Regions from separate parts of the Homo sapiens genome. Here regions 1, 2, 3, 4 and 6 are each linked to region 5. Evidence: chromatin loops called from intact Hi-C (ENCODE). Cell type or tissue: endothelial cell of umbilical vein. All regions are shown on one strand. Region 1 overlaps LOC124901058 (a long non-coding RNA gene). Region 2 has its middle 130 kb from the start of SLC12A2. Region 3 overlaps LOC105379168 (a long non-coding RNA gene). Region 4 overlaps FBN2 (fibrillin 2). Region 5 overlaps LOC105379168 (a long non-coding RNA gene). Region 6 overlaps CCDC192 (coiled-coil domain containing 192).

Region 1 (5,000 bases), 1.3 Mb after region 5:
AAAGAGAGGATAAGAGAAACAGGTGTGAGGGGGAAGGTTCTGAGGCTTATTTCTGAGACCTTTCCATTTTCTTTCCTTCAAAGCATTCAGCATGCCAACTTACCGTATTTTGTGGTGCTGTTTTCTGTGCCTCAACAGTGCAAATTAAAGGGGCTGTCCTTTATTAAGAAAGTTTCTTCTGTATTCCAGGATTTCTCAGAGCCTTTTCCTATGCACTCTAAATTTTCTAGATGTGTTTGATGAAGGGATCCTTTGTTTGGATAGAAGCAGAGGGTTATTGTTCTGCCATACATCCTCTGGGAGATGCTGGTCTTGGCAGTCACAATTTTTCCAGGGTATGCAAGTGAATTAGTTTATCAGGCTTTTTTTCCTATTCTAGAAGGAAGCAGCAGATCTGGGGACACTGTGTGGCAGGGAAGAGTTGTCACCAAAGGGTGGTGACAATGCTGAGGGGAGGGGAGGATGGTGGTACACTTGGGTAGGTGATTTAACCTCTCCCAGCCTCAGGCTTCTCATCTACAAAGTGGGTATGGTGATGCCTCCCTTGTGGTGTTGCATCAGAGATAATGATGGTGCTTGGTACAGGGTATGTGCATAGTCAGCAGTGACTGATATTTGCCATCCTGTTACCTCTTATAGTAAGCAGCATAGCCTTGGGAAAATTTTTAAATCTAGAATAGCCCTCATTTCTTCCTCTATAGGACAGAAATAAGGGTTCTACTTCATCAGATTGTTGAGATTATGGGGCCAGGCATGTAGTGGCTTTTCAATATGTGATGCTGAATTGTTTTCCTCCAGCCAGCCCCACCTCACACGGGGAGTGCCCCTCCGACTCACTTGCCTCAGTTCTGGAGAAGACGCACAGATTCCAAGAGCAATTGGAATTTATACTTCTTCATCCTCCTTTGACGTTCTATTTGGGCCGATTCCTTTCGTCTAGGGTCAGGAAGCTCATCCATCAGGACTCACACAGTTTGTAAGGAGACGTTGGGTTCATTTCCATTTTTAGGGTGTACATTGCAAAGCCCACTATGACTGAAGATCTTACTGGACACCACATAGCAACTGCTGCCGCACAGTCAGGAATGTGCCTTTTTCCCAAGGCCAAAACGTTGTGACCTCTCATCATGCACAAATTATAGCTGACCTGATATTGGGTATGTCTGAGGTGTACAGAGTCTCTAATTCTATTCAGAACATAGCACCTGTCAGCAATCAACAGAATCAAATGGTCCTGGGGTGAATGTTCACTTCCTCCTTTTTTTTTCCTTTGCCAAAACATAACTATGGGTTGAGGGGACGCATCACAGATGAGAAACAATGAGCCTGGTCTTCCCAGTGTAAACCCAAGCAAGGGCTGGCACAGTGGGTCAGTCCCCCGAGGCAAAGCCAGTAGAAACCAGACTGTTGACAACTGCCTTACAACACTTTGTGCAATCCCATGAAGAGAAGAGTAACATAAACTAAATGCCTGGACAGTTTTTCTTTGTAAAATTTCAACAGGAAAACTCAACTTGTAGGTTTTCTAGAGACATACCTATACTCTATATTGAATGGTATATTTTAGCTTACAGGGGAGGCTTCCGGTTGATAACAACCATTTTCATTTGTTGCAGGATCTGAAATACAACCATGTGAAAAAATTCCTATAAGGTTTTACATATTACCCAGCACAGAGCAAGAGCCAGATAAATGGTAGCAAAATTGCCATCATGTAATCTTGTGAAAAACATTGATTCTTCATATCTGCAACTTTAATTAGAGTTTTGAATTAAGTGAAAATTCTGAAAGCACTAGAAAGTCAAATTTAGAATGCTCCTTTCAGCAGCAGAAATGGGGTAAATAAGAACAGGGACACTAGGGGAACCACCTTATTACAAGCCATTTCAATTTGACATTTTGCTGTATTTGAAGAATGTTTGTGGGCATTGACACCTACACATTAGATATTTGATGTGCAACTGGTGCCCTCTAGTGACAGGGTGAACAGTCTTCAGTCACTAAAGCTAAAGAAATCCAATCTTCCTAACTTAACCAACCCCAGATTTACGAGAAGGGAAGAGAAAGGGGAGAAGGTAGGAGGCCAGAAGGTGTCTGTCTCACTGTAATTCAGAAGGCAAATCTAAGCAGGCATCCTTTGGTCTCTAAGATAAGGGTTCTCAAATGCTTTTGAAGTTTCACTTTTCTTTTGGAGAAAGGACACTTTCTACCTTGTATCTCTCAGAACTTCCCTAGAATGGGAGCTGAGTTTTTAAAGGCCACCTCAGGTAATACAGCTATACTCCAAAATTCACACAATTCCTCTGCCCTCTGGAAAACCATGGAATAATGAGGCAGTGGATTTTGGTTCCATGGGGAATCCTGGAACCCATCTCCCACAAATACTAAGGGATGACTGTAAACATATGTATACAGTGTGGCAGATACAATATGATAGATTCCTGCAGGAACCATGGAAACACAATCCAGTTCATTTCTCTGATCTCACATTGAATGTATCTCTCCTTTCCACCATGATTTCATGCACATTTTCACTGGCATATGGCATAAACTGATTTTTTTTAACTAATGGAAGCCTATTCAGGGATCAATTATTACCTCATGGAAATATTTGTCAACCATTCCTTACTTTCCTACTTAGAAGCAGGGGGAAAGTGTGTTTTTAACTACTAGGTAATTTAATCATTTTTTCCCCTCTCACCTCCTATATATCTACTGGGGCCAAGTCAGCTGAAAAAATAAAATCATATAAGCAAACTGCCACTTCATCATCTTGTCTCAGAAACTCCTGCTGGCAGCATACATTTTATATACCCCAAATGGGGTGTTCTGAAACAGACAGGCGAATTCCAGCTTCCCCTAATTTACTGCCCTCCTTTCCATAGCATCAGATTCATAAAACATTGCCTGGGTGGCTGGCTGGCTGTCTCACTGTCTTGAGGCTGAAGCAAGGCACAGGGGACCAGGAAGGAGACATTAGTTGCCAAGTCTCTGCTGACAAGAATACTTGCCTCCGCCCTTTTAGAGCATTTAACATAAGCAAAAGAAACAGGGGAAAAAGACTTGGCTTGCCAGCAAACCATTACACAAATCTAAAGATGTGGTATTAAGTTTTGTTCCTGTAAGTGTTCTTTCCATGACTAGCCCTATTAATTGGTGCTTCAGCTTCAAAACTATTTCAGTTTTTATGTCACAGAAGAGACTTGAGAATCCAATTAGCTACGTTTATTAGAAACACTTGAACATTTTTCTACACATTGTTTTCATGTTAAATAACATAGTGATAAGGGGAAAAGTTAGAGGAAGTTTGAAGCGATTGCATTAGGCTTTAATTTTCCACCAAGTGTTTGCATGTATCCTGGACAAACCAACTCTGCAAATGCAAAAGGAAACTGGTTTTTTCACTCTTTGGGAGAAAGCACAAATGAAACAGCCCAATTATAGGGAAATAACAAAGAACGGTGGGTAACCTACTTGACAGACAACTTAATTTAACTCTATTTTCAATATCTAGAATACACATTAAGTAGCCTCCCATTCAATCCCAGCCCTTGAGGCCATGCCACCTACAACCATCAAAATGCTCATATGTTAAAGCTCCCTGGGGACTTAACGGGTATTAATAGGTTTATACAGTCTGTTATTTTCCTAAGGTCACAACTGGGAGCCCAAAGTGAATCCCAACCCCCTGTCCTATCTTCTTTGGTCAGGGTTTTAAGAATTGGGCAATTTTACCTAAAAACCCAGATATCTGAATTCTCTGGGGAAAAATCAAGTGATCTGGCCATACCCAAGTCCTCCATCCCACATGGCAACAGTTGGCTGAAACGGAGCATGCCTGTCCCCTGTAGATGGGATATGCCTATTTAGAGAAGTCCGTGTCTTCCTGCTCACTCACTTCTATTGCTTGCCTGACCCCTACAGGCCTTTGACTTTTCCACGGTGGTTTACAAAGGGCTTCTATGTATGGTGGTAATTAGTTTCTAATGGTTATAAGATAAATAGCAAGTTCAGTCTGCTCTGCTACAGCTCATGTTTCTGTAACAATTAGCTTAAATAAAATTGGTAAATGAGTGAATGTTGTTTGTATAACCTAGAAGTCTTTTTGGTTCGTGTAACTAAGTAGCAGCACCTAAATGCAAAATCACAAACACTCAATGGCCATCAGCCCATGTTCTTCTTTCTGGCTTATATGAGCCTCCAGTTTTGTCTGGAAGTGCTCATTGCACAGTTCTCCCTGATCCTTCTGTATTTTGCTCTTTCTGCATAGCTCAGCATGCTCAGTCCTTTGTCACTGCCTTCCCTGTCCATCAGTCTACCTTCACCTTTTTTTGTTCATTAAGGCAAAGGCCTCTTATTTTGGTGTATTTATTAGAAACATAAAATGTAAAATTTGTGCTAATATTCTAATTGAGGTCATTACCAGTTTTGTTAGTGCCTGGTTTCAAAGTTATATACGTTTTTATTGATCTGTCCCTAATCCCATCTTTTCCCAAAACTTCTGTTACCTCTAGCACAAAATTCTACCGGAAGCAGGGGTTTTCAGAAATATGTCTGTCAAATTATAATATGTTCGAAAGTACTACTGAAAAACTAAGACCTTCACTCCATAAGAAGGACCTGGAGTAGAGGTTGGCATGTCTCATGGTAAGCCCAAAAGTTAATTCTCCAGCATTAAAACAGGCAATTGTAAGCAGCTGGCTAGCATTTAGGGGCTACGTTTCATGAAAAATCGGTTTTTAAACATCACAAGCATACTCAGTGTGGGGAGATGTTCATAATAAATAGACTCACAGGAACTAAGTATATATATATTGCTTCATTTATTTCTAACAACATTCTTGTGCCTGTGGTATCAACACTTCTGTTTTACTGATGAAGAATCTGAGGCTGAAAGGGATGAAACACTTGCTTGGAATTTCATTCCTGTGTGGTGAGCACAAGTTTCAAATCCAAGGTTTCTAAACCTCTAGCTCTTCCATCCTTCAGTAGTTTCCTGT
Region 2 (5,000 bases), 630 kb after region 5:
GAAAGTCTCTCAAGAAAACAAGGAGATCCCCAGCCAGGCCCTGTGTGTTGTATACTTTGCCCTGGCCGTCCCCTGCTGTCTCCTTTTCCATAGAGTGGAAAGTCTGCAGGCTCAAGGGAACATAACCACCTGGAGCCCTCACCCCACTCCCCATCTCAAACATGATCCCCACAGTTTCTCACTCCAGTGACCCCACAGCCAGCTTCCTCCCTAGGCCCTTCCTCCAGCAGGCAAATCACAGTGTTAGTATGTACATCCCAAGGGCCAAGGGGTAGGAGGCAGGGGGCACTCATTTGTGAGGGGCATGGACAGAGCCTGGACATATGGCCTGGGTGTCTGCACACATGCATGTAAGACCTCTTGGGCAGCTGGGAGGCAGTTCTTCCTGCGTGTTCATGCTGTGGGGTAGAACCTTGAGGGTTCTGGGGACCCACATTCTTCCCAGGCCATCAGGAAGGCATATTTTTCAACTTAGGAGGATAGAACATATTTCATTCAACAGTTTTTAGCTTGACTTCTTACTTTAAAATGATAAATTATTATACAGGGCCTCCATTTATAACTCTTGTTCCAGACCTTGAAAAGCTGAGGGATAGGCCTGGGCTCATGTGTCAGATTTGGGATTTTATTCACCTAAGTTTGTCCTGTGTTTTCTCGTAAAGACTCACAATCCTGAAATGAATTAAAGGAGATGTGGAGCAGTTTGGTTGGCCTGGACTTAAGATTAAAAGGCACATGCAAACTTTACCTGGGAAAAATTTGCAGCCTCTCCAGTTTATATCTAAGTTCTCAAAGAAAAGATGTTTGTAGACTTTTTCTGTGTCTCCAATTCATCAAACCTAAGTTGTCAAAGTCAAGATATTTCAAAAACAACTTTTAAAGGACTTTTTTATCCTTTGATTGTTGAGCTTATCTGAAGTATAACTTCACAAGTATATACTCAGGGAATTATTTCTGTCCTATTGATAATTTAGAAGGATTTGATTGGCTCTACTGAGTAGTCCTTGATAGGGCACATACATTCTGTACTGCAGAGACTGGGTAAGTTTCCTTGTACTGGTTCTGGATATGAGTTTATCCACCGTCACCCATGACCTCCCAGTGGAAGGGAATCCTGATAGTTTCTAATGCCATACGTTGTTATGGACATAAAATAAATAACAATTTGCCAATAAAAAAAATTATTGCCTAGTGTCACTATGGGAAAACTATTTCTGTGACATTAACTTAAGGGTAGAATAGCTAAGAAAAACTTTTATTGATTTATGAGATGAAAGTTTATGAAAACTAGTTTTTATGCCTGAAAGCTCTTTTGAATTTGCAATAATGTTACTAACAGGTAAGCAGACCTTTGGAATCCATATGCCATATTTTAAAATCACACACATGCACACACTTGATCTGATTATTTGGGGTAAGATAAAGGAAGCTCTAAAAAGAAAAAGGTATTTCCTCTGACCCTAGAAGGCTTCCTTCTTCCCCATTTCTTAAATTTATATATCTCGTGTAGATTTTGAAGGTTCATTCTGAAAACTAAACTTGTCTTTATCTTGACTGGCTTTAGAAAAGCGAAAAATTTTATATTTCGAGGAGCCAAGCAGGCTCGAAATTGATTTCTGGCCAACCCACTGACTAACTGGAACCTCAGGAAAAGAATTTAAACTTCCTGAAAGTCAGTGACGTCATCTGTAAAATGGGGGTATTGATACCTGTCTCACAGGTTTCTCTAAGAATTAAGTAGTAGCAGCCATACAAAGTACTTGGCACAGTGCCTGGCTCACAGTGACACTTGATCATGTATCTATAATATTATTGCCATTGCTTTTTCATGATTAGTTCCTGAGACTTGCTGTTGTTAAAGTGTATTAACTTTGCAATTTCTCTACCATTTCTTTCAAACAAATACTTGGATAAAAACTGATAATTTTTCAAACATATCTTTGAAATCTTTCAAACAAATACTTGGATAAAAACTGCAATTTGTCTACCATTTCTTTCAAACAAATACTTGGATAAAAACTGATAATTTGATAGATTCTTGTCAGTGCCTGCCTGCCTCCTCAGATGAGTATATTGGTGGGCCAGAGCAAATGGCCTTGGATTAGCATCCGCTCCTTCCCCACACCTACTCAGGCCAAACAGCCTCAACACTACATTGCTAACACAACAGAATCAACATTTCAGCCCCGAATTTTCAATGTTTGCCACAGTTCACCCGCTTCCAACAGCAGTTTCCTCAAAAACAAGGGCAACATCGCCATCTACTGTTGCCACACAATCACTGAAGAGAAAATTGCTTGCTCTTAACAAAGTAAAGAAACTGGGAACATTTTTGTTTGATACCTTATAAAATCATTCCATTTCTACTTCAGCTACCAGAAGAAGCCCTATTTTTACAGAGGTTCACTGTTTGAACACCTCTTGGTGGGACCTGAAAGTGGCTTGAGAGTGAGCATGGGCCCTGGCTGCATTTAGTCAAATTTCTTCTCCCAAATTTTGTATCATGTGTATCTTCGAACTTTCACCCTCAACTTATTTATACTTAAAAATGACTGATGGGTGGCAATTTGTGTGTGGTTTGGCATCTCCACTGTGCAAATTGGATGGGCAGTGGGTTCAGAGAAGTGGGGGAATAGTGAGAAATAGTGAGGCCAATCTTTCCGGTTACTGCTCTAAGGGGTTATCCTGGCTTATCACATTCACATAAGAGCCTGTGAGAGTGAAGTCCACTCCCTAGATCAGTGCCCTTGTGCCTCACCACCAAGTCTTAAACCTGTCCCCACCCCACAGACAGCTGACAGCAGTGTCATCTAAATGTAATTTTTGCCCTCTGCCTCAACTGTGATTTATTACTGCGTGCTAACAAATGGCCATCCAAAGCTTTTAACTGTAAAGTGGTTTTGGAAGCAGTTTGTATGAAGGAAACTTTGCAAAAGCAAGCCCTAAGTACTGAACCATGTTGGAGAAGAGGTGCCCTTTTGTACATCACTTTTGTGCACATTCTTGTCTGGCTTTTTATTTTTCCATCACCTCACTCGGCACAGGAAAGCATCTTTCATCTTGGTGTGGCTGTCTTCCACACTGCAGTATTAGTTCAGTCTCTGGTGGACTATTCTGGCCTCTGGGTGTGTGCCTCAGATGCTAAGCAAAACTGTAAGACTGCTGTGTAATAAGTTGGGAGGTGACAGTTCATTTTGCACAGACAATAATATAAAGTGCCTTTACGTCATACCAGAATTAGCTGCACACTCCCTCACAAAGAACAAGGCCCCCTTTTCATGTCCCAGGCAGGAAGCAAAGTGACTTAGAACAAGTGGGATTTTTTTACATCTTTGAAAGTGTTTGTCTCCACCACAGGACCGGATGCCAGACCTTAGATTCCAGCTCCTTTCGGGGTCATTTCCCTCTTGGAATCAGGATCAAGGTGGGCAGAGCCTACGGTCAGGCCACAGTACACTCTTGGGAGAGGCAGCTTGGATTACTTTAGCACAAGGGACTTTCCAAAACCAAAGTTATTAGGAAAAGCAGAATGGAGAATATTTGGAAAAAATGCTGTTAACACCTGATCCACACGTTCTTTCCTTCCCCTGTGCTGCTCATAATCACTTACAGACGCTGAGGTGTGTAGGAACGGACAGGCAACCTCAGCCTGCAGAGACCCCAAGACATGACAACATGGAAGCCTCACCTCGGATACCGTTTCTGGTTTGATTCTAATTATACATTTAAATTTCAGGGGAAACTTTAACAAGAAAAAACATAACCCCACTAGTGTTTTCTTTTTTGCATGCTTCGTTGTAGTATTTTGCTCTTTCTTTCAATTACACAGACCTGTTAAAATTTGTTACTATGATTTTAGACTTGTCTGTTTCTCCTGGTAGGTCTGTCAACTTTCCTTTATATATTGTGAGACTGTATAATAAATGCATGTAAATTTTTTATCTATTTTCTTTTTTATGGGAGGTTTTTTTATTTTCCAGCTTTATTTAGGTGTAACTGACAAAATTGTATTACTGTTAGGTGTACAGTGTGATGATTTAATATGTGTATATATTGCAAGATAATTATTGCAATCAAGTTAGCTAGCTATCTCTTCACCTAGTTATTTTTTTTGTATAACATTTAAGAGCTACTCTTTTAGCAAAATTCAAGTGTACAACACAGTATTGTTATAGTCACTATGCTGTACATTAGATCCCCAGAACTTAAAACTGAAAGTTTGTACCCTTTAACCATTATTTCCCCATCTCCCCCACCCCCCAGCCCCTGGCAACCACTATTCTATGATCCATTTCTATGAGTTTAGCTTTTTTTAGATTCTGCATATAAGTGAAATCATACAGTATTTGCCTTTCTTTGTCTTACTTAATTCACTTAGCCTAACACCCTCAGGTTCATCCATGTTGTCGCAAATGGCAGGATTTGCTTCCTTTTTAAGGTGAAATAATATTTCATTGTATATACATATACAACACAATTTCTTTATCCATTCATTGTCAATGGACACTTAGGTCTTTTTCATATCTTGGCTATTAGCTGCAATGAACATGAGAGTGCAGATATCTCTTGGAAATACTGATTTCATTTCCTCTATCATACATGCTATTAAATGCATGCAAATCTTAAGTTATTTTATCTCTCCCTTAAACCTTTTATCATTCAAGAGCAACTTTATTTTTAAGTAATGCTTTATGCCTGAAAGTTTCTTTTGTCTGATATTAATATAGACCACACCAGTCTTCTTTTCTTTATACTTTTATCAGGTATACTCTTTCATCATTTTAATCTCAACTATTTATCATTAATATTATTTAGATGTATCTAAATATAATCATTTTATGTATTTTTATTATATATATAATTATATATATTTATATATAATTATATATTTTATATATTAAAATATATATAATTTTATAAATATATAAATTTATATAAATAAATCTATATAATAAAATAATATAAATATTATTTAGATGTATCTAAATTATGTTATTTAG
Region 3 (5,000 bases), 170 kb after region 5:
TCACTTTTTAACACCTACCTCCTCTTTATAACAAACTTATTTTCAGTAATAAACATAAAATGAGATAAATAAGGACAATGGCTAGAAAAGAAATGGAACCATTAAGATTTTCTTTTCTAAAACTTTACAATGTAATTATACCACTAAAAAAATTAAAAACAAAATCAGTAAAAGAGAGCAATATATAGTATGTATTATGGTATACACTTGTAAATGTCTAAAATATTTTTGGAAAAAGAGAAAAATCTTATACATGCATGTTTATTTGACACAATAATGAATATTAACATTACAGTTTCTGTTAAAAGCCTTGATTTCTGCAACTTTATCAAAATCAATAGTTTTTCATATTCCTGTTCCATAGCAAATATAGCTATATTTATCAATCTCTCTTCATTCAAAGTTGACTAAAGAACATGTTTTGTTAATTTTAAGTTTCAAAATTTTATTTTATCTGAAGCAACCAATATACTACAGGTTGTTTCAAACAGTCTCAGACATAAGTTTGGCAGAGAGTCATAAAAATCCTATTTCACAATAATTTCAGAAAATTTAAATGCAAATAACTCTTAATGGTCATGAAATGGAATTAATTCAAATTCTGCTTTTTTATCTTCACAGACCTTGAGTTATAATTGTTCATTTCAGATCAACTGTTTAAATGCAGGAATAGGTAGTACTACAAGATCGGAATACTTGAATCACGCCTGGAACATGCTTGCATACTTCCAACCTGCTATGTATGTTCTCTGTGGGCAAAGACTGAATCTGTATGTCAGGGGTAAGCTGTATAACTGAAAGTTCTCTGGATTAATGCCTATGTACAATACAGTGTTTATTGAAAGTGTATTCATCAGTTTTCATGTTGCTAATAAAGACATACCTGAGACTGGGTAATTTATACAGGAAATAGTTTTAATGGACTCACAGTTCCACATGGCTGGGGAGGCCTCACGTTCATGGCAGAAGGTAAGGAGGAGCAAGTCATCTCTTACATGAATGGCATCAGGCAAAGTGAGAACTTGTGCAGGGAAACTCCCCATTATAAAGCCATCAGATCTCATGAGACTTATTCACCATCACGAGAACAGTATGAGAAGGACCCACCCCCATGATTCAATTACCTCTCACTAGGTACCTCCCTCAACACATGGGAATTGTGGGAGCTACAATTCAAGATGAGATTTGGGTGGGGACACAGCCAAACCTTATCAAAAGGTAGGTAACATAAATGTGCTGATTTTAAGCTACTATAAATTGATGTTACTGTTGAAACTCAACAACAATAGCAGCTATTCTTTAGAACATATACCAAAAAAGGATTTTTTAGAAGAGAAGCATTTTATCACTGACATTATTTAGGGTTATAAGTGCAGGATATAATAACAAACAAATGTTCTTTCAGTTATTTACACAGTTAACTTTAAATTCTCTGTAATTTAAAATGCACTATTTTATTACCTGTAACCAACGAGATGGTTTCTTCTAGCCTGCCCTTGAATCTTCCACAGAGAAGGGAAAGGAAAATGGTAACTGGCATTTTAAAGTATCAACACTGTGCCAAACAGGGTGTTAGATTCTTTGAAGAGATTATTATTTCTCCTTTTTAAGATGCATATTAAGATCAATTGCCAAAGATCACACAGCAAAGTAAGTGGTGAAACTGGAATTCAAACTGAGGTTTCTCTGACTCCAAAACATATAATATCTTCAATCTACCACATTGTTTCTTTACAGAGGATGGGAGGGAGATAAGTTTAAGGCTGTGGCAAAATTTGGATGAGATGTAATTGAGCTTGGGTTTTGGCAGTGTCAGGGGAATGCAGAGAAAAGCATGGTGGGAGGTCATATTGCAAGACCAGATGGACCAAATCTGGCAACATATTGGATGTGGGAACATGACAGATGATAAAATCCAAGTTTTGAAGCCTGGGGAAAGCACAGACAGGCAACTAAGACACTAACAACTAGCAGTTGCCAAAATCTGACTGAAATTACAGTGAGATATGGAAGTATCTACCGACCAGGACCCTTATTAGAGACCTATATGTGCAGAGTTAACACTTTGATAAGCTGCTTGGTATTGATAGGTAATGTTGTCTATAAACAGTAAATGATCACAAATTGCTTTCTAAGAATGGGGAATTGACTTACTCATAGAACTTTCACTTTGCTGAGTAGGAAATGCAAGTTTGGAGGCAGAGCTGAATTGCTCAGGAGGGCAGAGATGTGGCTAAGGTAGCTATGATCCTCAGTGCCATGCATCATGACTTGCCTTTGTAAGCTCAGTCTCTTTTCTAAATAAAGAATAAAAAATGTTTTTCAAATATAATGGCTTGAAGTGTCACCAAATTACTAGCTTTCAAAGTGCCCCTACATACTATAAGGGTAGTATTGCTTGAAAAATAATTTAGATGATAGATAGACAAACAGACAGTGAGAATAAAGTAGCAGGTTTTCAAGAGCCAATCTGCAGTAATTCATGTAGGCTCACAGCAATTTAGGGCCACTCTGTTCATGCCATTTGGATTAATGGCATTTTTCTCAGGCAACATTAATTCACAGGATACTTCTTTCTGATACTTACATTTCTTTTCTTATGTGGGTGGGATCTTGTTTCTTTTCTTCTTATCTATTATTGCCACTGGCCTTTACTGATAAGAATACAGTAGGTTGTATTTACCTTCCTAGCAATCTACTGGTTGAATTTCCATGGAGCCCCACTAACGACCTGCAGGGAGGAAACTGTACTGACAACAACTGCCACTATGGGGCAGCAGGGAGCTATATCCCTGCATATCTCAGAGTATCATTGATTTCACAGTCCTAGGAGGAAACACACATTCGATAACTAGTTATAGTTTTTTCCCCCCCAATACTTTTATATGGTCGATTCTTATATGATAGGTATGTTTGGCTGCCTCTAAGTCTTTATAAAAAAATATCTATTCCTACTCTACATAAAAAGAAACTTAAATACCTCGAATCTTGGTCTTTAATGACATTTACCAATGTGACTAGATGGTCTGTATCAATCATTCACAGGATCCTGAGAATCATTTAAATTTTGAAAAGTTTACTCTTTCCCACACCTGAAACATCACATTCTACTTTTGGTCAGTAATAGCTAACATTTCTGGAGCTCATATGTGCCACACACAGTTCTAGGCACTTTACATGCATTGGCTTATTTACTCTTCACAACTCTCTGAGGTAGCTTTGGTTTTGAACCTTTTTACATATGAAAAAACTAATTACAGAAGACAAAACAGTCCAAAAAGCATACTATAGCTAACAAGGAAAGCATGGATTTGAACCCAGGTAGTGTTGTTTGGCCCTAGATCCCATGCTCTGAACCAACATTCATTTCACTCATAAAATCTGAGGCAGACTTTCATAATAAAAATATGACTTAAAAATTAAAATGTAATGAACTTCATTGTACCATGAAAGCCTAGAGGGTGTGACAGGTCTACAAAAATCACAAATTCTGAGATGATTCAGCAAGACCCATCTCTAAAATATGGAGCGAACTAAGAAAGACAGGAAGGAAAAAAACTACTTTGAAAGGGTTAAGGATTCCAGAAGGCTGTAATAGCAGGTTTGCAATCAAGGGCCACCATAAAGAAACAGCAGGAGGCGGGGAGGTAATCTTGGTCATGCTGTGAGTGCACAAGTCTTTAGTTTAGAATTGTGTCAAACCACCCAGAAAGCTGTGTTTAAACTTTGTTCCATTTCAGAATGGACATGGTATTTTTTTCTGAAGCCAGAAACTGAAGATCAACTTAAAGCACTTGATTCAATAGAACCTCGCTGAAAAGTTGGAAAGGGTTTTTGCTAAGAGGTTTCAGTCAGGATAAGTCTATTTTTCATCATAAAATAAAATACAAATTATCCATACCATTTAGCAGCAAAAAGCTTTTGAACCCACCTCCCAAGTAAAACCACAACATTCTTCAATTCTGCTTTCTGGTAGGTCAATCAATGTGGCAAAAAAAAAAAAAAAAAAAAAGTACATGTTTAATACCTCAATGTGCCACTGCCTGAGTCCCTTTACCCATTTGGAAGAGAGATTCATTTCGGCTATCCATGCTCTTTTGTTCATGTCTGTGGGCATAACTGGATTTTTTTTCAGGTGCAGGAAAGTGTCTCTGGGGAGCATAGTTTGTGCAATTATGTGTTTCCAAGCAAGAAAGCCAAATTGAGGTTTGGAAGAGCTACACAAAAATGATGTTGGTAATAATTTCCATGGCAAGTTGATCCAATCTGAAAATGGGATTTTATTTTTGTGTATCCTATGTCTTTTAACCAACCTTTCTGAATCCTGATTGATTCATGCAAATCTATGAAAGATCAGGTTTTTTCAGGATGTAGAGTCAGAATAATACTCATTATTTAACCCGCTACAAAGAACACTAATATTTGGCAATTCTGCTCTTACGGAGTATCATTTCTGTTAAATAAGAAAAATCTGAGAAAGGGGAAAATGTAGAGGTTTCCCTATTTCTCCAGGAAATAGACTTCACCCTGAAAGCTGAAATCCTATGCTCATTGTTTTCTACTGAGGACTAGCTGAACAGCAATAGTAGACTTATCTCAGTCACGTGCTGCTATGAGAGTAGCAGCCAAACACCTCTCAGGGGAATCAATATATAAATTTTTGTTTTTAAAAAGTTTTTTTATGACAGCAGACAGCTGCCTTCTGTCTATTTAATAAAGTTGTTTCTATTTAAAGCAAAGATAGAAGTTAGGTAACTATTGAAGAAATTAACTTTCAAAGCACGTTTTCTAATTAACTTTTCTGCTAATGATGACCTGGAGCCTTTTTGTAGATTTGGTTTCATAAGCTTTACTTTATATCTGTCTACCTATGGAAGCATCAATTCTCTTACTCTCTCTGAATGCTAACTGGATCCAATAGTTCCCTAGCTTGTCTCAAACAAACCTGGTTCCCCACAATCCACAATGTCAAGACTGCTAGTTTCTCCCCAGTTTTTCCC
Region 4 (5,000 bases), 350 kb after region 5:
ATTTTTCTTTTCTCCCTTTCAGAATTACCTAGGGATTGTTTTCCTTCCCTAGCTCCTGTTTGAGAGCCAGGTATTTCAAGTGCATTATGTTCTGAGCCCCTATGAGGAAAGGAAGAGCACAGCTGGGATTTGGGCAGCAGTGATGAAAGGATCTGAGCTCTGTACTTTCTCAGGTTATTCTTCACATATTTTGTGTCAGGATCACTCCCTCTTGTCATGGAAGTATTCTTTTTCAAAGAGGATATCCCTGAAATTTGAATGATTGCTCCCATTTCAGCTACAGGACCTGATGCACCATTGCTATCAGAAAATCTTGCTTGGTGTTAGTTTTCTGTATTTGTCTCATCATTCCTCAGCATTAGTCTGTCTTCCTTATTGTGATTGTAAGGGGCTTCACCCCAGCCTGCTGCTCCCTGAGAATCCTTTGTTCTTATGTTCTTTGTGCTTAATGCTGAGGATAACTAACCCTGTGTGATGATATAATTCTGTCTTCACTGTCCAGTTTTCTCCCATCTGGTAGAGATCACAATGACTGGGCCTTTCTGTTTTTTTATTTTTGTTTTTGTTTTTGTTTTTTCTTCGAATGCGATGTTATGTGGGTAGGTAGGGATTTTAGTCCTATAATTTTTAACTAATTTATCCATAAGCTAAAGACGAACTCAGCTCTTCAGAAGGAATAGTCAGATTTCGGCCGGGCGCGATGGCTCACGCCTGTAATCCCAGCACTTTAGGAGGCCGAGGCAGGCGGATCACGAGGTCAGGAGATCGAGACCATCCTGGCTAACATGGTGAAACTCCGTCTTTACTAAAAATACAAAAAATTAGCCGGGTGCGGTGGCAGGCGCCTGTAGTCCCAGCTACTCGAGAGAGGCTGAGGCGGGAGAATGGCGTGAACCCGGGAGGCGGAGCTTGCAGTGGGCCGAGATCGCGCCACAGCAGTCCGGCCTGGGTGGAAGAGCGAGACCCTGTCTGAAAAAAAAAAAAAAAAAAAAAAAAAAAAAAGAATTGTCAGAGTCTCATCATTTTCATTCCCTATATCATTTGAGGGAAGAGGGGTTATGACACTCTTCCGTTTCATTCCTTGTCTGTTGTTTTTCAAACATGTCAGGAATTTGGGCATATTTCTTCTTTAGCTGCTGACAGTAAAAGTGTTGTTAGTTTCATTTGACCTTTGTTGTTGTTGTTGTTGTTGTTGTTGTTGTTGATATTAGCTGTGGGAAAGGGAGACTCTGTGATATGGTTTTACTCTACTGTATTTTCCAGGAATTTTTTTTATCACATTTAAAAAGTTTTTGACCTGAAATCTATCTAAAGTCACACAGAAAGCCAGGAGGAGGGGCTTCCAATCGAAGATGATATAGTTTGTGATACTGCAGCTGACATTTAAGACTAATATTGTTGCACTTTATTAAGTGCATATTACTCAATCAAGAAACGTTAATTCTGTGGGTGCCTCATCTTCTGCGAATTAAAGACTGTGTTTCCCATGACCATACTTAATGTCGTGGTTTAATGCATGCAAACTTTTTGCATATGGGCAAAGCCTTATGTTTGTGAATGTCTTCATCTGATTTAGAAATAGCACACAAAGTACATTCCAAATCTTGAACAAGATGGTTTTCATCTTAAAAAAAAAAAGAATTAAGTTCTGAATGTCACAGTAGAGAGTTTAGTTAGAATTTAACAGATTACTGTGTTCTTGAGCGTGTCAATTTACAAGTAATTTCTTGTTTGAAAAATGAGGACATTGGGCTAGATCAGTGTTTACTCATCTTGCTTGGTCATAAGAATCACCAGAGTATTTTTGTCAACAGTATTGATTCCCACATCTGTTCCTTGGAGATTCAAATTCAGTACTCTGAATACAGTGATTTGCAACCATTGTTGCTTATTATCATCACCAGGGAGTTTTTAAAAATCTCGGCACTCAGGCTTCATCCCCTATCAATTACATAAGAATCTCTGGAGCCATAGGACCCATGGCCAAACATTAGCATTTTTTAAAGCCCGCGAAGTAATTGTGCTATAAGGTGAAGTTTGTGAAACATTGGTATAGCATGAGGCCCTTACAAAGTACCCCAGGGCATTTTTATAATTAGCTAGGCTTAAGAAATCATTTATTAAAATATCTCTAATATTTTATCCAATAATTCAATTTTCACATTGAATAGTGCCTAAAATGAAGCCACTCTGGGTATAATTTACTACTAGATTATTTTGAAAGATTTATAATGTCTTAAAATTCTGTTACCAGAATAGATTTTGCCTCTCTCTGATGAGGCAACGCTGGATTTGGAATAGTCAACTTTATGTTAAGGTTTTCTCCATCTCTCATACTTTTAAATCCCAATGTAAGAAGTACATACTCCCTGCAGGGGGCAAAATTGAGCCAAGAATGTTTATAATAGCTTCGAATCTTGGCTTGGTTACTATGTGGTAAACTAAGAAATAACCCAAATAAACTTTAAAAATAATATGTAGAATGACTTGTAAATGAATGGGAAGCTTTATCTAGTTTTTTAAAAAGGAAAATCCTACTCGTTTGAAGGAAATTAATGACAAATCTTGCTAAAACTAAATCTGTATCTTAATCAGTTATTACATTATAGATTTGTAGATTATAGTAAGATTGTAGAGATCATAGTGAAATATATAAAGGAATGTAACCCTGCACACTTTTTAAGTACTACTTATATAATACTTCTCTTTTTAGAATAATTACTGACATTCATAAGTATTCATTTCTTATTTCACAGTTATGTATTTTCTATTGTTTATGACTCTACAAAGCTATAAATAAGTATAGTTTATTTCCCTGCATTTGAGTGAAGCCAGAGGAACTTGAGCTCTCTCTTGTAAAAATATAAATAATTTGTGAAGGAGGTGGTGTCTGAAGAGTCGTTTGATAAAAAGACAGTTTGAGGGCTTGGTTGGTGCTAGGGAATACCAAGGTCCATTTTTTCAGGCACAGAGCACTTGAGGATAAAAACCTAGAGCTGAACTAGACAAGATCAAAGAACAGCTGAGCAGATAATGGAGAAGGAGTTGGAGGAGTGAGGAAGGTACTTTGGGAAATCCCAGTGGAAAGTGCTATATTCATTAATTATCCCGTGACTGGTGAGATGTTGGAGATTTTTGCTTCCATTGGCTGTTATGTATGAACAAGAAAATATATGAGATTTTGCATAAGCCCTAGCCAGACTCTTCAGTAACTTCCAGGTCCCTGTGGGGCCATGCAAGAATCACTTTGATGGTGTCAACCTTCAGAATGGTTTGGGTTTGAATGGTCATCTCTTTCTGGAGTCCCCAAAGGAAGCAAATGTGCTCTGCCCTCTGCATTCCCAGTAATGTGTCTGACACACTGGTCCAACTCTGGGCTCTGCCATGCCTCTCTCCTGCCTCCCTCTGATGTCTCACAGTCCTCCTCAGGACAGAGGGGTTGGGCTTCCTTTTGCTTTTGCTTTTCCTTTTCCTAGTTTCAGGTGGGTGTCAGAAAGGGATAAATTGGTTGAGGCATGAGGGGTTCTAAATTGGGAGTTATTTCACTAAGTATGTTCTGGCATATATAAAGAATTTGGTACATTGCATGATACAAATGGCTAATAATTTTTTTCTGTTACTTAACTAGAATTATGAAACAAACTCTCCTAATCATTCAGTTAAAACTGTTTGGAGATTTTGTGTTAATTATTTTAACTATCACGTTACCAGGAATATTGAAATATGGCTCCACCTCTTCCACTAGCTCAGAGACATCACTGTGAACTAGAAAAAACACCCCCTTTTAAAAACACTTTATTGCCAGAAATTTGTCATGATAAAACATAGAAGTCTAGATCGACTATACTTTGAATTACCTGTGCCTGGAGACTGCAGTATGCCTTTCCTTTTACGTGCTGGTTCTGGATGGTTCAGGCCACTTTCTTGAGTGTTACGATGACAACAAAGCAAATCCCTAAAATTACTTAACCACTTTGTACAAGTTTGAAGTGGACTTGTTGCCCCCACTATTTTGTTCCTCATCCATTTGGGATTAGATTTGTGATGATTATCAAACCAGATCCTAGAAATTCAGCTCATAGTTCAAAGTGGCCCAAGAAAGTGTAATCCACAAATCTCTGAGGATCTAGGATTTCTGGTGTGTACTCATCCATGGTACATCCACATGTGTCATTGTTAAGTTTTCCTAAGTCTGGTGTTTGGTATTCCAGGTGTTGACATGTCATCAGGCTGCCCTTCATTATAACTCAAAACAAGGAACCTATTTCTGTACCTCACTCCCATCTGTTGAAGACACTTAGGAAAGGATATCCTTCAGTCTTAAATCATTGTTCAATTTGTTCTTTTTCTATTTCTTTCTTTCATGGAATATCTTTTCATTTATATTTTTAAACATTTATTTCAACAATGTTTTATACATTTCAGAGTATAGTTTCGTACTTCTTTTGTCAAATTTATTTCTATTTTATTCTTTTTAGTGCTATTGTAATAGAGTTGTTTCAGTTTTATTTTTGAAACATTTATTTCCAGTGTACAGTAATGCAGTTGAGTTTTGTGTATTGATGTTGTATCTTGCAATCTTGCAGAACTTGTTAATTCTAATAGTCTTCAATGGATAATTTAGGATTTTACATGTATTATATATTAAATATATTTTTTCATAATGTATATTTTATAATATACATGAAATGCGTGAGTGTTGCCATCTACAAATAGAGATGGTTTTACTTCTCTCATTCCAACATGGATGCTTTTTCTTTTCTTTTCTTGTCTGATTCTGGCTGGAACCTCTGGTACAAATGTTGAATAGAAGTGGCAAGATCAGATTTCCTTGTCCTAGTCTGATCTTACGCGGAACGTAACAAGTATTTCACCATTAAATATGATATTATCTATGAGTTTTTTGTAGAGGCCCTTTATTATGCTGAGGAAGTTCCCTTCTACTCCTAGTTTTTTAGTGTTTTTATTATGAAACTTGTTCTTTTCTGTGTATATTGAGA
Region 5 (5,000 bases):
ATGTGACTTAAATGTCACATAACTCTGTTTCTCCAGGATTGGTCCCTAATGCATTATTTAGTTCATTTGGTGAGGCCATGTTTTCCTGGATGGCTTTGATGCTAGCAGATGTTCTTCAGTGTCTGGGCATAGAAGAGTTAGGCATTTATTGTAGTCTTCACTGTCAGGGCTGATTTGTAGCTGTCCTTCTTAGGGAGACTTTCTAGATATTCAGAAGGACTCGAGTGTTATAATCTAAGCTTTATCTACTTTAGGGGGCACCCAAGCCCACTAACACTGTGGTTCTTGCAGACTCATAGAGGTACCACCTTGATGATCTGGATTATCAGGCACAAACTCTTGTTCTGTTTTTTTACTTTCTCCCAAACATACAGCGACTTTTTCTCTGTTCTGAGCCACCTAAAGCTGGGGGTGGAGTGACACAAGCACCCCTGTGACCACCATTACTATGACTGTGCTGGGTCAAACCTGAAGCCAGCACAGCACTGGGTGTCACCCAAGGCCTGCTGTAACCACTCCCTGACTACTGCCTATGTTTACTCAAGGCCCTGGGGCTCTACAATCAGCAGGTGGCAAAGCCAGCCAGGTTTGTGTCCTTCCCTTCAGGATGGAGAGGTCCCCCAGGCCCTGGATGGGTCCAGCAGTGCTGTCTGGGAGTCAGGGACTAGAGTCAAAACACTTAGAAGTCCACCTTGTGTTCTATTGTGCTGCTGCTAAGCTGGCATTCAAACCACAAGATGCAGTTAGCAGGCGATGAATACTCCCAGGACAGGGCCCTTCCCTTCTGGCCCAGAGTGTGTCTAGAAATGTCACCTGGGAGCTGGGCCTCGAACGTCGGCCTCACAACTCTGATTGATGCCCTATCCTGCTATGGCTGACCTGGTATCCTAGATGTAAGAAAAAGTCCTCCCAACTCTTCCCACTCCTCTCCTGAAGTGAAAGGAAGGGGTCTCTTTTGGAGCCACAAGCTATGCAGCCTGGGATTAAAGGAGGAATGATGCCAACACTCCCTTGACTGCCCCAGCTGGTGTCGCAGTATGTCGCATGCACCCCCAGTTCACTGTCTCTGGTCCTAGTTCAGCACTAGGACTTGCCCTAGAGTTGCAGTCCTTATGGCCTAGCCTTTCAAGTTTAGTTGGAGACACAATGTGCTATAGCTCTTGGTGGCAAGGTTTGCAGGCACTCAAGTTGAGACCACTGGGATCCACGATTCCCTTCTGGCTAGGGCTGCTGTTAATTATCCCTCTGTGGGTGGGCGTCACCTGAGTTAGCTCTGATTTTTCTTTCTGCTGTAACAGAACAACACTGAGTTCAGTGCCTCACAATTGCTGTGTTCTCACTCTCCCAGCATCCAGAGATGCTCTCTGCACCATACAGCTGCTGGCGGGGTGGGGGAGGGGTGGCATCACCAATTCAGGACTGTTTTTTCTATCTGCAGAGCATCTTTCAGTGATATGAAGTTAAAACCAGGTACTATGAGTGCTCACCTGATTTTTGGTTCTTGTGAAGGTGCTTTTTCTGTGTAGACATTTGTGCGGATGGCCATCAAAGGAGCTTGCTATTCTGCCATCTTGCTCCACTTCACCTCTGTACTTTACTAAGGCAGCCCTAGAAAACCAATAGAGATACTAAGGTGGATGTTCATTAACTCGCTAAATATTTAGATGGTCTATAACACTCTAAGCACTGCACTAAAACAGGCATAGAATGATGAGATGCCTCAGCCCCTGTTCTCAAGGAACTCATGGCCAGAGTTTAGTGGTCAAAAGCAAACAGAATATCTCTTTTTATCACAATATTTGAGGTCAAGTAGAGGACAAACATCATTGTCCCACTTGTAAAGATAAAGAATAAAGGAAGGGAGTTTAAGTGACTTTTGAAACAGAACATCACAAAGGTGGATTGAACTTTTCTCAATTTACCAAGGAAAAAATAGTTTCATTTATAAGTTAAGGGTAAGGGACAGTGAGAGTAGAAAGCCTCTTTTTAAGCTAGGGGTCATTTTACATATTACATAATGTGTGAAACATTGAAGTCTAAACATTTGTCTCACTCTGCCATTCTCATACTCCAACCTCATTTATATCTATTTGTTCCTCTCTTTACTGGTAGTGTGCTTGTAAGATATTATGATGGTGGGCTCAACAACAACGGGGATAAGAACAGAATTGCATTGCATAACTATGAAGAAGACCCTAGTATGATGATCATTAAAAAGTATTTTAGGTGCAGAGAACATATAGTATTGAATTATTTCTTTAAGTAATTGGATTATTTGCCACTTTTACTCTCAGCTGTGAGAAATAATCGGCAGTGTTTGAAATGACACCATCTCTGCAGGACTGTCAATAATTATATAGGCTGTCTGGTGATTTTGCCAAGTTTTATGATGATTCCCATGAAGACAAATACAAGATTCATATTAAAGGGATGTTTTATGCTGTGCAAAAATTGACCCTGAATGACCTTTAATATAAACAGTTAGGGTATGGTATGGACTCCAAAAAAATCTCTCTGCTTTATTGTAAATGTATGCTAACATAAACGACACTATAAGATACTAGCATTAGGATAGCAATTTGATTTGTGTGTCTTTCAAGCACCCTTTTTCTTTTTGTAGAACATATCAAATACTTATTTATCCATTAGAGGGCAGTCTTCCACAAATTTTAATTCTGACATCACTTGGAAAATTTAAATGGTCAATTTACTGACACAATAGTCTCTCAAAAGCCTTAGAATTTTTTCATTATTTCAAAAATTATTTATTCATAATTTTGAAGACACTACACATTAAGTCTTCATATAGAATGTAAATTCCAAGAGCACATTACATATGTTTGTTCATTTATGTGGTATTTGTGGTAAGTGATCACAAATGTACAAAATATTTGCACCATTAAGCTGATACTGATAAGGCTATGTAATAAAATGTTAAGGCTTCAATTATTTTTTGGGCTTTGGAAACTCTTTCTTGTCTTCAGATTTTTACTGGTCCATCTAAATATTTTATCTTTTTTTATTTTTCTGTATTCTAGGCACAGAGAGAGCAGCCTACAACTCTCTGTAGTACAGTATTATCAAACCAAAGAAAACTAATGCATAAGGAAGGTTCTAGAAGGAAACATTCACTGATGTAGTGATGACCTCCAGACAGAAGTATGTTTAAGGAAAGGTAAAGGAAAACTTGCACTATTAGCTTTCCATATTTTTGTAGTTTGAATTTGATATAACAAGAATATGTTTGTATAAAATGATGAACCGAGTGGCATCTTTCATTTCAAAAATGTTATTACTTCAGTTAAACCTTATAGCTCTCTTTTCATCCCAAAGAAATTGTTATAAAGGTATTTTTGAGGGAAACATTCTGTATACAATCACAGATATTGGATTTAGAAGCAGAAGACAAAGAATAAAATAAATGTTGGCATTTGGGAATTTTTACTATTGGTATTGTTAAGTAGTTTGGGGGATTTTACAATTTAAAGATAGTAAGTCTCCAGTGAACAAAGATTTTCACCATTCCTAGTTCTACAAAAAAGTGTTTTTTAACCTATAATAAATTTAATACTTGGAACAGAAAATATTACAGAAATAAGAAAAACTTTACAACATAAAATTAAAGGCAAAAACTTTGACTTTTTACTCCAAGTAGAAGTTCATATGCAGATAGTTATTCAGTACTTATTCTAGATACTCAATTAAAAAGGAATTCAATTAAATAGGAACAATGATTGATTTCTGCAAGCTCCTTAATTCCATGAGGTAAATTCAAAGCACATATCCTGTCTACTCCATTGTTATGCCCTTCACCACTTCCCAAATCTTTCCACATTTTATTCATGCCCACAACCATCTTAGTTTTTGATTAGGCTTTAGGAGATGCACTAATAGGCACATCTAACCATCTGATATTTTCGCTTTCCAGATTCTATTCATGAACTTGAAAGCTGGGGGATCTTTTTTAATGACTGGAAGTAAAGAGGAGCATATGCTTTCTGAGAAGTTTCCTTTTCTAACTGAATGATTTGGTCCTCCAGACTTCTGTCTGTAATAGGGCTGAAAGAGCAAGTTCCCAAAAGTTAAGCTATCTCTGGTCAAAGACCTCAGTTATTTGGAGCATTTACAAATGGTAGCCTGGATTACTTCTAAGAAATTAATAAATAGAATATAATTCTTTTTCATATTTGTAGAGTCATCCAACAATATTAACTTCACTCTCTACTCATGTCTCAAATCTATGAGTAATGTACACTTTGTTTGTTGGGACAGAACTGGTGAGTGAAAATGGCCAAAAGGGAAATCTGTGGCTTGGGAAATTCTGTGAGTTTGATGGCTTAATAGCAGTATGAGATAACAAGTCTAGACTATATAAATTGAAATGCTATTATATGCTTTAAAACAATGGGAAGATCTGGAAAATGCATTTACCTAATTCATTTCATGCCTGTGCAAATACCAGAAAACTTATCTGCAGGATAAATGCAAATCGTAACACTCATGCATTATTATCATTATTTCCGAACGTTTGATCCTCAAAATTAATTAATTCACCCCATTAGTTTGTCTTTTTAAGCCCACAAACAACAGTCTTTAGTTTCTTCTTAATTAGGTTGGCTGGTGTGAATTGAGCCAGTTGAGTGCTGGTGTTATCCACTCAGCTGACCTGAGTTTGATATCAAAACTGTGCCAGAGTTGGGTGAGTTTCTCAAGAAAAATAAATACCTTACTTTCTGCCAGGCCACAAGGTGGGGCATTAAGAATATGTTGACATATTACATCTTGAGAAATGTACAAAAACCTAAGAACTGAGCAAGAAGAGGAAACTGAGGCCTTTTGGGGTTGACAGGTCATTGGGCTCCCTCCAATGTTCCCACTCCCACAGAACTTTTTCAAACCATGACCACTCTCAAGTTCTCCTAGTCTTGCCAGCTCTCACTCAAAGAAAATGGCCTCTCCTGTTGCTTCCTTGGGAACAGTTTTGTTGGCATGAACTCCCT
Region 6 (5,000 bases), 1.1 Mb after region 5:
AATCAGATAATGGACAGAAACAGACAGAAGCTCCAAGAGATGAAGCAGAAAGGAAAGACAAGGTTAAAGAACTAAAATCCCTTTACCAGATGAAGAGATGAGAAAGAGTAGAAGAGAAAACTGGATAGTAGAAAAGCCAGCCAAGTTATGACAAGGGAGCTTGGGTAGCGAGCGGGGCAGTGTGTGTGTGTGAGAAAGAAAGACTTTTGTGGTAGGTTGGAACTCGTTAATTTATGTGGCTGAAGGCATAAAGAGAACTACACAGTTCTGCTATGACCACTGGTAGGAGTGAAAATAAACAGATGTTTTTGAGAACCTACTGTCTTAGTTCATTTGGGCTGCTATAACAAAATACCATAAACTGGCTAGCATATAAACAATGGGAATTTCTTTCTTTCTTCAAATTCTAGAGGCTGAGCAGTCCAAGATCAAGGCACCAACAGATCTGGTGTCTTATGAGGGTCTGCTTCCTGGTTCACAGATGGCAGCTTCTTGCTCTGTCCTCACATGGTGGAAGGGGTGAGGGAGATCCCTTGAGTCTCTTTTATAAGGACACTAGTCCCATTCCTGAGGCAGTGCCCTCAAGAACTTATCATCCACCAAAGATCCCACCACCACATACTATCATATTGTGGATTAGGTTTCAATATATGGTTTTTTTCTTTTTGGCAGGGGGACAGAAACATTCAGCCATAATAACCACAAAGGGACAGAGGGACAGATACCTATCCCATTTAATAACAGCCTCACAACAGCCCTATGTAACTAGCATGTTTACACCCTCCTAGATAAGACAACTGTAGCTGGGGAGACAAAGTGAATTGCCCAAGGCCATAAAGCTAGCAGATAGTGGAGCAGGAACAAAGCCTGGGCTCTCCCTGATCTGATACCTGGAGCTGGGAACCAGAAGCCATTGATAAATGGGAGAGACTCTGGGCTAACACTGCTGCCAAAAGGAATGTTACCTCATAAGCTCTATGTTGGCATGCATCTGGATCCAGACTTCATTGCAAAAGTATGGGTTTTCTTGACACTATCTTTTGTCTCAGCACAAAAGCTGTATGGTCTATTTGCTTGTGTATGGTCATAAACAGCAGTCCACCAGAGTCCCTTTCCTTGTCCTCTTATATTCACTGGTGATAGAAGCCAGCACACATGAAAAAACTATTTTTTATGGGCTTCTCTAGAAATGCTTTTACTTTTCATCTTTCTTTCACATTCCTAACAGCTTTTCTCCCTTTTATTCACCCTTTTTTTTATCTATTACCCAACATCCAGGCATTTAGTTTTCCTCCCACCTGATCTTAACCTATGGGAAATACAATAAAGTATTTTCTTAAGCAAAACTTGGTAATATGTTGAGTGGTTTATCATTATAACCTAGGTTAGAAGTTGGAGCCAAATGACACTTTCTCACTCTACTTTGGCTGAATTGGTGCAGTTATTTCTCAAAGCCTTGACTAACCCAGATTATAAGTCTTAATTGCAAGTTATCCTGATCCCATTATTTCTTTTATTTTGACATTAGTGACTTGGCTGCAGAGAAATAAAGAATAATTGTAAGCTAAAGTGAAGCCCAACAAAGAATTCTGTTGACTGTGTGACCTCATCGGAGGAAGTGGCCACAACCTTCTTATTTGTTGGCTATTTCTAATTTTTTTCTTTGTAACAGTGGACCTTGCTGAAGGAGACCTTAGAAATGCCCAGTTTGCACAAATTTAGGCCCAGGACCAACAGATGATTAATGCAGGTAACAACACTAGGCACCTATACTTTCCATTCTGAGTTAAATCTGTGTTCTCAGAGGCAAAGCTAACAGATAAGGTCTTGAATAACAGTGAGATTAACCCTTTTCTCAAAGGCAGGATCCATTGTTTGATAATATTGCAAGCTTCCACTGCTTCATTCCAGCACAAATCTTGGTTCTTGTCGTGTCTTCCACACTCCCCACCTCATTCTACTTCACCCGGCTAGCCCATAATTTGGGTTACCAGTAAAGGCAAGCTAGCATTCCCAACATCCTTGTGACAAATCCTAAATTAATGACATTTAGAAAAAGCCTTAACGTGTACAGCAGGCAAAAATATTCCTTCAAACACACACACACACACACACATACACACAGATTGAGAGAGAGAGAGAGAGAGAGTGTGTGTGTGTGTGTGTGTGTGTGTGTGTGTAATCCTTGTCTTTAACACTAAAGACAGTCTTACTGCAATCCCTTAGTGGCATGGCCTGGTAAGGAAGACAGTGGCACCCAGTGGACAAATGTTTGATTGTTTGTGACAGGTGTTCTATTCTGAAATATTCTCAAGAACATTCTTAGGAAATATCAGTTTCTCCCCTTTCCCTATCCTCTCATCCATATGTTTTTAATGTTGACTTAAATTTTAAAATAGGGGACAGAGGACTGTTCTTAAAGTTTTTATGTTTTCAAGGAAGAGACTAAACATTGGAGAAAGCAAAAATCTCAGGATTAAATCCTCTGACAACAGTGTTGATTGACCCCTCTCAACAGTAACAATGAAGACAGCCAGATCTCATAAAATGCTCAAGTTAATTAAAAATATAATATTGAAAATGGCTGCAATGTGCTTTTACACATCATACTCTCCCTTTCCTCAAACTATGGCCAACTTCCAATTAAACTCACTTGGTTATGCAAATTTGGCAACTTCAAGAACTATCCTTTAGTACAATTAACATGTACAGATCCTGCAACTTAATGCTATTGTGCAGTTTATCTTGGAGTCATATAAACACCTATTTTCATTCTCCATGTCTTCCAATTTTTCTATTCTCTGTGAGCTACTTGGGTAGAGAAGCTCTGGCTTACATGTCTTTCCCACAAAACACCTAACCAGCACCTTACTTATGGTAGGTACAAAAAAGTTAAGTGAAATCCAGTTTCCATTTTATATATTTAATCTGCTATATTACTGAAAAAATAAATACATCTAATTGTTTGGTGTTATATAAAGAGATCATCCAGCTAAGAATCTTAAATATTAGGAGCTATTTGTGAAACCACCTTTGTAAATTATAACTGAGGAAATTATGACAGTGAGAGAAATAAGACCTAACCAACTCTATCTTGCTTCTAACCCTTAAGCTGTCCTTGTTCATTCCTGGGCATAGGCCGAACTAACTTTGGGAAGGAATTCAGTTCATGGTTTGACTCTGAAACAAAATTGATAACAGCCCTTTCCCGAAAAGACCCTGTTCTTGCCTGGGGTCCAATCTGCCCTTGCAGAACTACCAAATTAGCTGCAAGATTAGAAATTACAATTTAGGGTTCATGCAGCCTGTGGCTGAACCTCCCCAAATTGCTCCTGGGGATAACATCACTATTGTAAAGCTTAAGATCAGTGCTTCAGATATTTTGCAGATCCTGCACTCGATGGATCAGCTGACACCACTCAGATGGTAATCTGCCCCAACCAGTTCTGCCATCGCACCCAGGAACAGAAGACATTAAGAAAACCTAACTTCGAGCTCCTATGATTCCATCTCCAACCTGACCAACCAGCACTCCCCACTTCCCGGGCCCCTCCCCGTCGAATTATCTTTAAAAACTCTGATCCCTGAATGCTTAGGGAGACTGATTTGAGTAATAATAAAATCCCGGTCTCCTGCACAGCCGGCTCTGCGGCTCTGTGATTTACTCTTTCTCCGTTGTAATTCCCCTGTCTTGATAAATCGATTCTGTCTAGGCAGCGGGCAAGGTGAACCCATTGATTGGGTGGTTACATTTGCATTGGATAAAAATATTTCATCAAGAACAAAAATAATGTGTACTTTTTTTTTTTTTCTTTGAGACAGAGTCTGGCTCTGTCGCCCAGGCTGGAGTGCAGTGGCGCAATCTCGGCTCACTGCAAGCTCCGCCTCCCGGGTTCACGCCATTCTCCTGCCTCAGCCTCCCGAGTACCTGGGACTACAGGTGCCACCCACTACGCTGGGCTAATTTTTTTGTACTTTTAGTAGAAACGGGCTTTCGCCATGTTAGCCAGGATGGTCTCGATCTCTTGACCTCGTGATCCACCCGCCTCAGCCTCCCAAAGTGCAGGAATGGGTACTTTTATGAGTGAATTCAATCTTACTGATTCAAACGAGAAATCATTAAAAGCCATTTGATTACCAAAAAAAAAAAAATCCTATATACCTTCTTAGTGTAACCTAATCCCAGCATGGGTGCCCTTTTTTAGTTATCCATTGAAAAATCTTTCCCAATTTGGAGACTCTGAAATTCTTAGTTTTTTTTTTTTTTGCTTTGAAATGGTACCTTATGTTTATCATTACGTTCTTGGTAATTCTTAATTTTGCCACAGTTCGAGGCTTGTTTTTGTTTATTTTAGAAAAAAAAAAAAACAACAGTTGGCAGGCTAGAGCTATGGCTTGAGGCTGAGATGGAAACTTTTCCAAAAGGGCAACACATTTTTATTAATTGACACAAGCCCCCTGTGACCGCTTGCATCAATCGCATTTAGTCAGTAAACAATAAATACATGCCAAAGTAAGGGATGCACCTTTTTTGGTAAGCTGAAAAAGAAATGAAGGGCATTTGTGTGTGTATCACTAAATTATATATTAATTATACTTTTTCTCATAACACAAGCACCTTTCCTCCTTAGTTTCCGCTAAAATTCTGATGCAATTAGGTTTCACTATACAGGGAGACTACCTTTATTAAAAGTACCTTAAAATTCTTTTTTTCCAATGTATCTAAAATATACTTTTATCTAAATGTATCAATCCAGAAGAAATTAATAAACATTTCTAACATTGCAGGGCCTCCTCCATCCTTTTCCCTTCACTGACTGTCACCAAAAGAGAGCACTGGGGGACCGAGACTCCAAGCAGTTTGTCCCCTGGGGCCAAGCCTCTCTGACCAGGGGGAAAGGCAACAATAGCTGCACTATTTGCAAAGTATAATCTTATTGGGAAATGTTCCAGCCCTGGTCTGAGCTTTACTTATACCCACAGCCACTGTCTCTGAAATC

What was found. Peaks named below come from ENCODE experiments on the same cell type or tissue, not always from the same donor. Only the 100,000 strongest peaks of a DNase experiment are listed, where the experiment ranks them.
Region 1: a loop joins it to region 5, with 7 times the contacts of the local background. A loop is called at or near these places in 16 of 110 quality-filtered maps.
Region 2: a loop joins it to region 5, with 13 times the contacts of the local background. A loop is called at or near these places in 75 of 110 quality-filtered maps.
Region 3: a loop joins it to region 5, with 7 times the contacts of the local background. A loop is called at or near these places in 49 of 110 quality-filtered maps.
Region 4: it touches region 5 in a loop (4-fold over the local background); 8 of 110 quality-filtered maps call a loop at or near these places.
Region 6: a loop joins it to region 5, with 3 times the contacts of the local background. A loop is called at or near these places in 7 of 110 quality-filtered maps.

What each region holds. Positions count from the first base shown.
Region 1 is chr5:127,561,338-127,566,337 of GRCh38, reverse strand. LOC124901058 (a long non-coding RNA gene) reads left to right here. Exons shown (of 2, transcript XR_007058924.1): 2 at 799-5,000. Among named protein-coding and RNA genes, the nearest start is that of PRRC1, 46 kb to the right of the region's middle. In endothelial cell of umbilical vein, a CTCF peak has its summit at 1,984 (motif pointing left); a DNase peak (open chromatin) is centred at 1,957; H3K27me3 peaks cover 576 bases.
Region 2 is chr5:128,210,712-128,215,711 of GRCh38, reverse strand. No RefSeq gene overlaps it. Among named protein-coding and RNA genes, the nearest start is that of SLC12A2, 130 kb to the right of the region's middle. In endothelial cell of umbilical vein, a CTCF peak has its summit at 2,263 (motif pointing left); a DNase peak (open chromatin) is centred at 2,251.
Region 3 is chr5:128,672,810-128,677,809 of GRCh38, reverse strand. The region is part of intron 2 of LOC105379168 (a long non-coding RNA gene); the gene reads right to left. Among named protein-coding and RNA genes, the nearest start is that of FBN2, 140 kb to the right of the region's middle. In endothelial cell of umbilical vein, a CTCF peak has its summit at 2,770 (motif pointing right); a DNase peak (open chromatin) is centred at 2,769.
Region 4 is chr5:128,496,433-128,501,432 of GRCh38, reverse strand. The region is part of intron 5 of FBN2 (fibrillin 2); the gene reads left to right. Among named protein-coding and RNA genes, the nearest start is that of FBN2, 39 kb to the left of the region's middle. In endothelial cell of umbilical vein, a CTCF peak has its summit at 2,371 (motif pointing right); a DNase peak (open chromatin) is centred at 2,382.
Region 5 is chr5:128,842,188-128,847,187 of GRCh38, reverse strand. It overlaps LOC105379168 (a long non-coding RNA gene), which reads right to left. Exons shown (of 7, transcript XR_001742460.1): 5 at 1,488-1,608. Among named protein-coding and RNA genes, the nearest start is that of SLC27A6, 120 kb to the left of the region's middle. In endothelial cell of umbilical vein, no CTCF peak of the experiment used is centred here; a DNase peak (open chromatin) is centred at 2,657.
Region 6 is chr5:127,754,948-127,759,947 of GRCh38, reverse strand. All of the region lies in intron 3 of CCDC192 (coiled-coil domain containing 192), which reads right to left. Among named protein-coding and RNA genes, the nearest start is that of CCDC192, 54 kb to the right of the region's middle. In endothelial cell of umbilical vein, a CTCF peak has its summit at 2,256 (motif pointing left); a DNase peak (open chromatin) is centred at 2,227.